Regions from separate parts of the Homo sapiens genome. Here region 2 is linked to region 1. The links are chromatin contacts, found by Hi-C or POLR2A ChIA-PET in ENCODE. All regions are on one chromosome and are shown on one strand. Each heading gives the region's core, a stretch centred on a gene start or an enhancer-like site at or near the end of the contact. The rest is flanking DNA. Distances are from core to core; before and after follow the strand shown.

Region 1 (5,908 bases), core at 1,540-4,039:
AAAGATGAAAAATAACAGGTGTTGAAGAGGATGTGGAGAAAAGGGAACCCTTGTACACTGTTGGTGGGAATGTAAATTAGTATACTCATTTGGAAAACGGTATGGAGGCTCCTCAAAAAATTAAAATAGAACTACCATATGCTCCAGCAATTCCAATACTGGATATACATCCAAAGAAAATGAAATCAGCATGTCGAAAAGATGCCTGCACTCTCATGTTCACTGCAGCATTACTCACAATAGCCAAGATATGGAATCAACCTAAGTGTTCACCAGTGGATGAATGGACAAAGAAACAACGGAATATATACACAATAGAATACTGTTCAGCTTTTAAAAAGAAAGACATCCTGTCATTTGCAACATGGATCAACCTGGAGGACATTGTATTATTTGAAATAAGCCAGTCACAGAAAGACAAATGCAGCTTAATCTCACTGATATGTGTAATCAAATAAAGCCAAACTCATAGAAACAGAATAGAATAGTGGTTACCAGAGGCTGGAGGATTAGAGAGATGTTGACCAAAAAAATATATATAAACAAAGCACTGAAAATTAAACATCTTTATGAATAACATTTTATTCTTTATATTATTTTTGTAGTCCAGATTATCAGAAAAACAGATCCAGGAGTATACATTTTGTGAGTTTTAGTACAGGTTATCAAATTAGTCACAAACTATTAGGATTTGCAGTGCTATCAGAAACAGATAAGGATGCCCATTTATATACTTGTAAGCAGTGTATATGATTATAAAAAAAAAGGGGAAATAATCTATGGGTTCATAAACCTTTGTAGCAATCTTGATAAATTATCAAATATTTGAAATTTGCTTACTATTTCCTTTTTGCCAAGAACAAAAGGACCTATAAAATACTTACCTTCTCAATGTTTGCTGTCCCCTCCATGTGGGTGTCTGGGCTGGCCATTGGGAAGCCCTGGGACATTTTTCCTTTGGTGTGAGGATGGAGGGGGTCATCACCACAGTTGAACTGACTCACTTTTGAACAGCACTTCGCACTGTACAAAATATTCTGCATTCTCTCATTTGACCCTCACAGCGATCCTGTTTTCATTTTAATGATAAGAACTTTAAGGGTCAAAGGAATTTTAGGACAGACTCAAGCCATTTAGATGGTGGAAAACAAAGCTAAAACACAGTTCAGGTTTTCTGTTCCCAAGGGCAATGCCATTTCCATATTGTCAGGTTGGAGGGGAGCCAAGACAGATAGGAGGTGCTTAAGCCGAGGCTGAATCAACCAACTAAATGCGGAATAAGACAACATATGGAGTCAGAGTCAGCCTGACCTAAACTTGAACTTTGTCTCTGCCACTTACAATCTAAGGGATCCTCGGCTAGTTACTGCCCTGCTCTGGGCTTCAGAGAGACTGATTCCACAGGGCTGCATGAGGAGAGTGCTGTTTTTACAAAGGCCCTCACAATGAAATGCTTTGCAGGTAGAGTGGCTCCAACACCCCCTCTCACTCCTAAATTCTCCAGGGGAGACTGTCACAGTTCAGCATTACACACTGATTAGCATCTTACTTGAGAAGCCAGGGCCTGCAACACTGGGCAGCTAAAAAGTAAGCATCTTTCTGCTGTAACTTCTCATAGCAAGTAACACTTTCTGTTCTTTATAGTTAGTTTTCCAACAGTAAATGGGGATAGTTTTACAACAGTAAATAAGGACTTCCAACAGACGAATGCACAGCGAGCAAATGCTATGTGTACTGTGGAGTCCGATACCTTGCAAACCTCAAAGAAGGCAACAACGACAGCAAAACTAAAATTGTATACCTCTATCTCAGCATTAGAAAATCTCCTTTGCTGCTTTTTTTTCTTTTCTTTTTTGAGAAAAAGTCGTGCTCTGTCACCCAGGTTGGAGTGCAATGGCACGATCTTGGCTCACTGCAACCTCTGCCTCCCGGGTTCCAGCGATCCTCCTGTCTCAGCCTCTGGAGTAGGTGGAATTGCAGGCATGCACCACCACACCAAGCTACTTTTTGTATTTTTAGTAGACGGGGTTTCACCACGTTGGCCAGGCTGGTCTCAAACACTTAGGCTCAAGTGATTGCCCCACCTCGGCCTCCCAAAGTGCTGCCTGCGCCCAGCCTCACTTGCTTCTTTGAAGTGGGTTCCCACTACTTCTTTATCATTTAGCCTAAAGCAGGGGTACATTCCCTTTATCCTTTGCTTTGGAGACATCTACTACAACACACACATCTTAAACCGCAATGGCAGTTCCATGCCTTTGGTTTCTCTGGTGGAGAAATAAAAGTAACTTTGCGGTAATGACTGCCACCTTGTGGTCAAACATAAAACTTCCACTAGGAAAAATAGACTTCAATGCTAGTAAAGGCTTCACCCACTAAACACTGGGAATCTCATGTGGCCGCTAAAATTTTGGTATACTGTAGAATTTATACATTTTCCTGGAACATTTTGATTGCATATGCTATATTGATTGGGTTCCCAATCTGTTCCAGGTTACTTCCTCATTTTACTCTACCATAACATGATCTGTTGATGAGATCTTTGCTTATAATCACCAGAATTTCCTTTTACAGATCAAATTCCCCTGTTAGGTATGAGATACTTCTTTCTTTGCTTCAGCAGTAGTAACTTGGAACCATTGCTGCTGCAAGACCAGGTAAGCTCACTAAATATCAGTTGACTGCTTGACTCAAAGGTTACCACCTGGTGAAGATGATCTAACCTCATGTCATAGGAAACCATGTGATGTTTGGCTCAGGCCCTAGGAAGAAGATCTGAGAGGTCACCTGGCTCTGCGGCTTGACTCATGGTGTTCATGGTGGTGTTCAGGAGGCTGGCGCTTGAAACCCCGGCGGGCAACCAGTATCAGCTACCAGCTATCCCTCTCAAGCCTCAAGCTGTAACTCCACTCCTCTATTCCAAGAAAAGAGCCCAACAAGGGGGTGAGGGCAGGGGAGGGGCTTTACGTTGGCAAAGTGCCCAGCCAAGGAAGTCGTTTCAAGGCTACTCCAGGGAGCAGTGTGGGGCAGGGAGAACTGGAGCTCCAGGGGAACCAAGGACCAATCCAGCAGAGGGAAAGCAGAGGATGGGGGCAGGAGCAGCATGGGCTCCAGGGCCATCAAGAGCCACTGAGGACCAATGAGGAGCAGAGGGGAAGGGAGAGGCGCGCAGGGGAGCCGAGGCCCACGAAGCCATTAGCTGCCTCCCCATTTTTTTTTCTCTTGATAACGCTGGGGTGGCGTGGGAGTCCAAGCCATGTATCTCCTTCAGTGCGTCCTGTCACCAAGCTCCCAGACTTCTCTGCTCCACCCATTCTCCAGGCTGCATGTGGCCCTCCCAACACAGATTTGAATACTAGTGACCCTGAAATGTATGAAAACGCCCAGCTTCACTCACAGTTAGAGGAATGCAAGTTGGAACTTCAAATATACCATTTTTCTAACTCTGAGATGATCCAAATGACAGAGAGCATGCCATGATGGGAAGGCGGGGAAATGCACCTTCTCACTCAAGCTTTGGGAGTGTGAATTTAGAGACGCAGCCCAGCAAATAGGAAGAGCCTGCCTGGACTCTGCCGTCAGACCACCTGGCTTCAAACGCTCTCTGCCACTTAGGAACTAAGCTTCTTTGTACCTAACTTTTCTCCTCTGTGAAATGGGGTGATAATAACAGAACTTATTTCAGAGGGTTACTATAAGGATTAAATAACAGACATAAAGCACTTAGAACAATGTGTGGTACATGGACAATAAAACGTTCACTATCTTTAACCACAATGGGGGAGGGGGCAATTGAACTCAATCAAAATGTGAAATGCATATACCCTTTGACCAAGCAATACTACTACTAATAATGTGTCATACAGAAACACCAGCATAAGCACACAAAGACAAAAGTACAAGGGGACTCACTGCAACAATGACTGAAATAAAAGACTAGGAACACAATACATAGCAACAGAGGAGGAAAAGTTAAATTAATTATGTCATGTTCTAAAATGGAGTACTATGCAGCCATTAAAAATGAGGCAGCTTGGTATATAGAAATACAAAACAATTTCCAATATATACTATTAATATTATGTCTTAAAAAAATAAAGTGGCCAGGTACAGTGGCTCACGCCTGTAATCCCAGAACTTTGAGTGACTGAGGTGGGTGGATTGCTTTAGCCCAGGAGTTTGAGACCAGCCTGGGAAACATGGCAAAACCCCATCTCTACAAAAAAATAACAAAAATTAGCCAGGTGTGGTGGCATGTGCCTGTAAGTCCCAGTTTCTCAGGGGGCTGAGGTGGGAGGATAGCTTTAGCCTGGGAGCTTGAGGCTGCAGTGAGCCATAACCGTCACTGCACTCCAGCCTGGTGACAAAGTGAGACCCTGTCTCAAAAAATAGATTAATTAAATTTTAAAAATACAGAATCATGGGCAAAGTATACTATTATTTGTGTTTTTAAAAGATAAACATGTATGCATATATGTGCTGTATATATATGCTTTTATGTACAGAAAATTCTCTCAAAGGCTATAAATAAAACGAGCAATACTTGTTTCTTTCGGAGAAAGGATATGAATATTTGGAGGATACTTATATTACCTATCGCAAGAAATTAGATTTTCATAATTAAAACATACAACCTGATACGTCATTCCTCTGCTTCCACTTCTTCCATGACTTTCCATTGCTCTCAGGACTAAACCCAAACCCCTTAACACAGCCTACAAGGCTCTTCATGGCCTGGCCCTGGCCCACCTCGGCTGCCTCAGTTCTCAAGGCCCCTGTTCAACCTCGATATGCTGTGTGTGCTGAGCCTCCTTCACACCTGATGCTCTGTCTCACCAGCAGACCCATAGTGTGCTGTTGACCCTGTATGACATATTCACCTTCATTCTCTGCCTAACTAATTCTAATTCACTCGTTTGGTCCCAGCATGGCTTTACCTTCCCTAGAGGTGTATTGCCAGCCTCCCTGACCAGTCAGATGCCCCTATCCCGCTCTCGTGGAATCCCCTACTTCCTTGATGGTGGCACAGGCCAGGAACATGCCCAGAATTCACTCTCCCAGAATGCCTTTTGACAGCAAGATTCTGACACATCTGTGGCAGACCCTCCCTCTTGGTGCCTTCTCCAGGGCCATTTTCCCTCTTCATTGATACCAAAAGCCCAATTTTGAGCCTGATTCTAAATAAAAGCAGAATGCCCTGCTCCAGGGGCTGAATCAAGGTTGGTGTGAACCAATCATGGTCTGCCAGCTTATCTTGGCCTGATATTTGCTCTTCCAGCCTCCCTTGCTAAGGGCATGATATGGTTTGGCTGTGTGTCCCCACCCAGATCTCATGTTGAATTGGAATCTCTAATGTTGGGGAAGGGCCTGGTGGGAGGTGATTGGATCATGAGGCAGATTTCCCCCCTTGATCTTCTCATGATAGTGAGCTCTCATGAGATCTGGCTGTTTGAAAGTGTGTAGCTTTTCCCCCTTCACTCTCTCTCTCTCCTGCTGTCACGTGAAACCCTGCTTGCTTCTCCTTCACCCTTCCGCTATGACTGTAAGTTTCTTGAGGCCTCCCCAGCCATGCCTCCTGTACGGCCTGTGGAACTGTGAGTCAATTAAACATTTTTTCTTCATAAATTACCCCGTCTCAGGTAGTTCTTTGTAGCAATGTGAGAACAGACATACAGGGCAGTTGACCCAAGTCTAGGAAAGATCTTCCCTCCCTGAGAAAAGGGGACTGGCCATGAAGCCCTTCAGCCCCTGCCCTTATGCTTTCTGCTTTGGATGCTATCATGCCAAGGTGTGGCATCTAGGGCTGCAGCAAATACCTTGGGACCCCAAGGGAAAGACATGTCCAATGTCACTGAGCAACAAATCCAACCGTAGCACTGTTACCACCAGACTTCTCATTATGTGAAACAAC
Region 2 (5,908 bases), core at 1,299-3,798, 350 kb before region 1:
CCTGTCACTTCCTCACCTGCAGAGGTAAGGAGAAGGACAGAGGAACAGTAGTTCCTGTATCACTGGAACTTGTTAGAAATGTGAATTCTCAGGATGCACCCCAGACTTACTGAATCAGGAACTCTGGGAGTGAAGTCCAGCGATCTGTTTGAATAAGTCCTCTGAGTAACTCTGATGCATGTTAAAGTTTAAGACCTCCTTTTTAAAAATACTGATGTCAGGGTCTTTTTTAAAGCTCTCTGGAGTAATTCTAATATGCAACTAGGACTAAGAACCAGAGCTAACTAAAGAATTCTGTATCTGGGAGAAGCCCTGGGCTCTACGTTTTCAAAATCATCTCCATGCTAACAGAAGGTTGTAGGACTTCGGGCTGCAAACATGGTCAAGCTTTGCGGGAAATTTTTCAAGACACTGACTGAGAATACTTTCCTTCTCTCCCTTTTGATAGTAGGGACACATAGTAAGCCTCTCACATTAGTTTTGAATAAGAAAAAAGACAAAATAATGTTTCTCCACAGTTTGGAAACCTTTCAGATTTCTAGCTCCATCTCAGCTAAGAAAGAACATAAGATTGAGCCTAAAAAACTGGTCAAGAGCTGAGATGGTCAGATATCATCATAATTTTTTCATAAACAAAATCAATGGGCAAAAGTTTGATTCTTCAGTACAGTTGAGTATACCATATAAGGAAGTAGAAGAAACATCAATCTAAATAAATTGGTATGGAAGCATCTCAGTTTATTTTTCTAGGGTACTAAATGTATCATCTTAACCAAAACATAAGAAAGTAAATAGCAGAACAGTGTCTCACTGCATGTGTGTGATGCACAGTTGCTGGTAGATACTTTGAACCCCTTTGCCTTTGTTTTTCATTAATAACACAATAAGGCCAAATCTCATGATCTCCTTCTTTGTTGAGTCTTACTTTGTTAAGTAAAGCTTCAACCATAATTTTTTTTCTAAACACACACACACACGAATGGAATCACACTTTGTATAAATGAACAGAGCTGAGGAAAGGGAAATTTGGCCCAAATTAGCTGATTTTACTGGAAACACCTGATCAACATTTTTCTCTTTAAAAAGGAGGAAAGCATGTTGGTATCCCCACACATATCAGATGATGGCAAAACAGCAGGGAGAGGACAACCACCATTTACTGAAGGCCACCTGTGTGCCCATCGCTTGTAAGAGCTATGAATGACAGCCTTGTCCTAATTTAGAGAAACTGAGGACAGTGCCATGGTCCCACTGCTAGGGAATTCTAGAGAGATAAAATACAGGTCTGTTTGACTACAAAAACTCAAGCTCTCCACACTATCCTAAAGCTGTGTTCTTGGCTGGGATGATTGTTTACAAGAAAAATAATAAATTATTGCAGAAATTTTGACATCTCATTTTCCCATCTCTTTTCCTCCTCACCTCTCAAAAAAAAAAAAAAAAAAATACCTTCCAAAGGGCCTCTGTAGCCAGCACACCATTTGATTTTTGTTTTTTTCCTCTGTGGCCCAGACTGGAGTGCAATGGCAGGGTCATAGCTCACAGCAGCCTCGCACTCCTGGGCTCAAGTGATCCTCCCGCCTCGGCCTCCCAAAGTGCTGGGATTACAGGCCTGAGCCAGCACATCCAGCCCCATTCACTCATCTAATGAAGTCCCTAACATGCGCCACACCTGTGCTAGGGACTTTGGATGCTAGGTACGCAGGTGTGACTTGGTTTTACTCTGAACTCCCTTTGAAGCTTCACTAATACGTATCTGGCTTCAAACGCAACTAACTTAACCAGTTTTCACAGACGGGATTCCAATTTCCAAAGGCACTGAGCCATAAGAGCAGCGGTGCCAAGATGCCAAAAGCAGGCCAACCCAGCGCCTTCCAACGCTTCCATTCAGAGTTTCAACCTGATGTCTCCAGGCACTCCTCCCACCCACTGACCATGGTAACCAGATGCGGTCTCCAGCCGGCCTTGTGCTGCCCGCTGCGAATACAGCCCGTGGGCCACCGGGCAGCCGAGCCATGCAAGCCACCCTGATCCCCAAAAGGCAGACGCACAAACCCGACCCAGAACTCGAGGCGAACCTTGAACTCACAGCGCCAAAAACGCGCAGTGCCTTCGTTTGCCCGGCTCGCTGAAGGCTGGCTCTGGGCCTGGGGGCAGTGCCCGCGAAGGGCTGCGATGGCAGGCCCCGCTGCCACACGGCATCGAGGGTCCCTCCGCCTCGGCGCCAGGCGCACGCCCTTCTGCCACATCCCTCGCGGGGCGCGCCGCCAGGGCCACCTGCCCTTTCAAGCCCCGCCAGGCAGCCAAGGGTGAGGAGCGGAGAGGGACCCGGCCGCTGCTGCCGCGAGCCAGCACAAAGGCAGCGTCTGAAATCGAACTTCCCACCCTGGGCACCGCGGCCTCCCCCCACCCCTGGCCTCCGCGGCCGGAGCGCACTCACTGTCAGTCGCCATGGTCGGACGAGGGGGCTGCCCGACGGCCGCCCAGGTTCGGGAAACCGGCGCCGAGCCCGGCCGGGCGCGCGCTCCTCGGCAGGCCCGGTGCGCTCGGGGGCCGCGCCGCGCACAGCCCCTCCTGCCGCGCGCCCCCGCCGCGCCGCGCCGCCCCGCGCCGCCCCGCGCCCAGCAGCCGCCAGCCCTGCGGCCGCCGCCGGCGTCCTGAGAGCCCAGCCTCCCGGGCAGAACGGCCGAGCTGCGGCGCCTAGAGGCTGGATCTCCCCCTCCTCGCCTCGCCGCGTCCGTCCCCCTCCCCTCCTTTCCTTTCCCGCCCCTCCCCCAAAGAGGATGCTCGCCGCAACTTGGAAACACGCTCCCGGCCACGCTAGGGTCGCCTCTCCACGCCACCTTTCCTACAACGTTCCCGCTATATCCTTGTTTTCGAGTCACCTTTTCCATTCTCCGCTTCATCCCTACCTCGAGCTTCTCACCAGCGGGGTTGGGACCCCATGCTCAGCCCCAGCTGGAAGGAGCAAAGCGGGAGAAGAGCTAGGGGTGTGGGGAGGATGAGCCAGGTGCTGGGCATTAATCCTCCGGGGCAGGAGCTCTCCTGCGAAACCGCTCAACGCCATCTCCGTAGGCTCCAAGTGGGCCGTGCTCTTCATGTCACCCTCTGTTTTGTCTCCGATGTGAAAATAGTTCCCAGCACGTAGTAGGCTCTCAGCAGATTTCTGTTGAGTGGGTGAATGGATGTCTTTATAACTGGATGCCTGCATGAATGAATGAATGAATGGCCAACTAACTGATTGGACGTCCACTGGATGAGCAACTGATACATGATCATAGCCAACTACAGCCCTGCCACTGACTAGGGATGGACGCTAGAGTAAGTAAGTGGACCAGGCCGAATGAGTGAGCCGGAGTCTTGTGCCTCACAGGCCATTGTGGTTCAGGAGGGCTCTGAACTGAGGCTGTCAGTTCAGAATGATGTTGTATACATCTTCTTGAAGTCCAAAAACCAATTTCTGATGGATTATTGGATTATTCTGCCATTACTTTTGCACCAACCTAATATATTAGGGGACAGTTGTACATTAGAAACCCCCGTCTCCACCACCAGATCCATCATGTGAAGGATCAAATGGCTCAAACACATCCCCTAAATTACATGGCAGGCTAGATACTTCTTAAAGATACAATACATTTCGCCCAGGCATGGTGGCTTAAGCCTGTAATCCCAACACTTTGGGAGGCCAAAGTAGGAGAATCACTTTAGCCCGGGAGTTCAAGTCTGCAGTAAACTATGATTGCACCACTGCACTCCAGCCTGGGTGAAAGAGCAAGACCCTGTCCCTAGTTTTTAAAAGAAGAAAAAAGGGCCGGGTTCACGCCTGTAATCCTAGCACTTTGAGAGGTCTAGGCAGGTGGATAGCTTGAGCCCAAGAGTTTGAGACAAGCCTGGGCAACATAGTGAGACCCTGTCTCTAGAAAAAATAAAACAAAAATTAGCCAGGCTGGTGGTGCATGCCTGTGGTCCCAGCTACTCAGTAGGCTGAGGGGGAAGATCACTTGAGGCTGGGAGGTGAAGGCCGCAGTGAGCTGAGATCATACTACTGCACTCCAGCCTGGGTGACAGAATGAGACCCTGTCTTAAAAATAAAATAAAATAAAAATACAAAGATACAATCCATTTGATGCATTTGGAGATGCACATTCAACCCAATCAGCCCCGGGCTGGATGCTGAGAAGACTCAGGAGCAAGGCTCCCGTCTGCCTATCCACTAGCTCCCACGTGGCTAGGCAGACAGAAAACTGCCAGAGAACAACACAGGAGTCCTCTCTGGTCAGTTCACAGAGCACGATGAGGGAGAGAATATTCTGATCAGGCTCCACATTCTGATTCAGTCCACCTAGAGTAGCACTTAGGGGTGTCCTTTTTTTAAATTGTGTTTAGCCTTTATTTGTTTTAACACAGGTGATTCTGAAGCAGACTTCTAGTTAAGAACCACAGAGACCTGGTTCATTTGTCTTTCACAACAACCATCTGCAGTAGACCCAAAAGCCAACACTCTGGAAGTGGGTTGGATGGGGAAAAGGAAAAAAGAATTAAACATGACCCTGGAGTCTTTAACCTGTTTGGAGCTCACAAACCAGGAGGTTAAAGGAAAAAAGAATTAAACATGACCCTGGAGTCTTCAACCTGTTTGGAGCTCACAAACCAGGAGGTTAAGCTGGTGTGAGGGCAAAAAGGGTGGGTTGGGCTTGGATTCAATTGAAGGGTCAGTGGAACATGTGTGAGGCTCCTTATGCATTAATCAAACTGGCTTTTCCAAATGAGAAAAAGGAAAAAAAATGACAATTCAAAGGATATGTTCAATAAATGATTTCTGAATAATGGACCTGTTGGATAGCAGGTTTGCATAGCACCAGATGTCAGATGAGAAGGGGTTAATGAACAAGTAGATTTCATAGAGGCGGAGGCCCCAAGCATAGATAATTCTCTTAAAAAGTTTAATGGTGAAGGAATGAAAGAGGATGGAGAGCTTTGGAAGAGAGCAGGATCAAGATAAGATGGGTTTTTTGTTTTGTTTTGCTTTAAGATAGATTTCTGTACACATATTCAAGTATTTAATATATAAAAGAATAAATTTTCACTTTTCTATAACCAAATTAACTTTCTGGCCCAAGCCCCTATTAGACCCATTGTTAGGGAGTTTGATTTTACTCAGTTCAAGGTAAACATCGATTCAGGCTTTTCTCAGGCAATTCAGAGTTTTCCTTCCCCATTTTTTCTTGGGGTTGCATCCATGTTTGGAAGGACAGGTTGGGTAGCATCAGGGATGGTAAGAGGTATCAGGCCCCATCTGTCCCTTTTGGGAGGTACCTCTTCTGTCTGGACCTCAGAGCTCGTCAGACCTCCACAGCCATGAGTGTGGGTGGCAGCCACCACTCTGTCTTCTCCTCCACACCAAAGCCCCTTCAGGTCTGACTTTTTCTCCTTGACTTTCCTGTTGCTCTGGAGAGGACAAGTTTGGCTACTCACCCATTCCATTCTAAGAAAACAGTGAGATCTGTGGAGTCTCAGGCCTTTTCTAACAAGCCAAACAACCATTTCTTTCTTACCATTCCCTTACTATGTGGTGGAGGGGAGCTCTGCATGATGGACCACCAAGCAAGACATTTAATGTGACATGAGACAAAGGTCCCCTTATGGCTCAATTTCCCCAGCCTATCTGGAAGTTCTACCACCTCCCAGCCAATGCATGACAATGGGATGCTTTTCTAAGAAGGGGTATTGGATGTTTTCAGCCCCATGTAACTGCATAAGGTGGCTTAAACAATAACACACCTTGTTATATATCAAGGGATCCACCCGTGGTTGATTTAGCATCTCCACAACGCCCATAAGAACTTGGACTCCCCACTTTCCTCCTCGGCAGTAAGGCTGCTGCAGCACAAAATCTCCCAAATCT

The links. Hi-C counts contacts between places; a loop is a spot of excess contacts on that map. ChIA-PET counts read pairs that join two places held with the same protein, here RNA polymerase II (POLR2A). Pooled maps may share reads with other maps.
Region 2: a loop to region 1 is called in a map of endometrial microvascular endothelial cells, with 5 times the contacts of the local background. The contact joins the promoter of SYT16 here to the enhancer-like site in region 1. A Hi-C loop is called at or near these places in 3 of 168 maps with a recorded cell type or tissue (Jurkat, endometrial microvascular endothelial cells and endothelial cell of hepatic sinusoid) and 1 of 50 pooled maps. POLR2A ChIA-PET finds 5 or more read pairs at or near these places in 1 of 52 experiments (RWPE1).

The regions. Positions count from the first base shown.
Region 1 is chr14:61,458,337-61,464,244 of GRCh38, reverse strand. The region is part of intron 9 of PRKCH (protein kinase C eta); the gene reads right to left. Among named protein-coding and RNA genes, the nearest start is that of PRKCH-AS2, 84 kb to the left of the region's middle. RefSeq lists a silencer at 2,600-2,894. Within about 2 kb of position 2,789, at least 10 of the 41 ENCODE cell types and tissues checked have a DNase peak (open chromatin) inside an H3K27ac peak, as active enhancers do.
Region 2 is chr14:61,809,343-61,815,250 of GRCh38, reverse strand. SYT16 (synaptotagmin 16) reads right to left here and starts at 2,548. Exons shown (of 8, transcript NM_001367656.1): 1 at 2,441-2,548.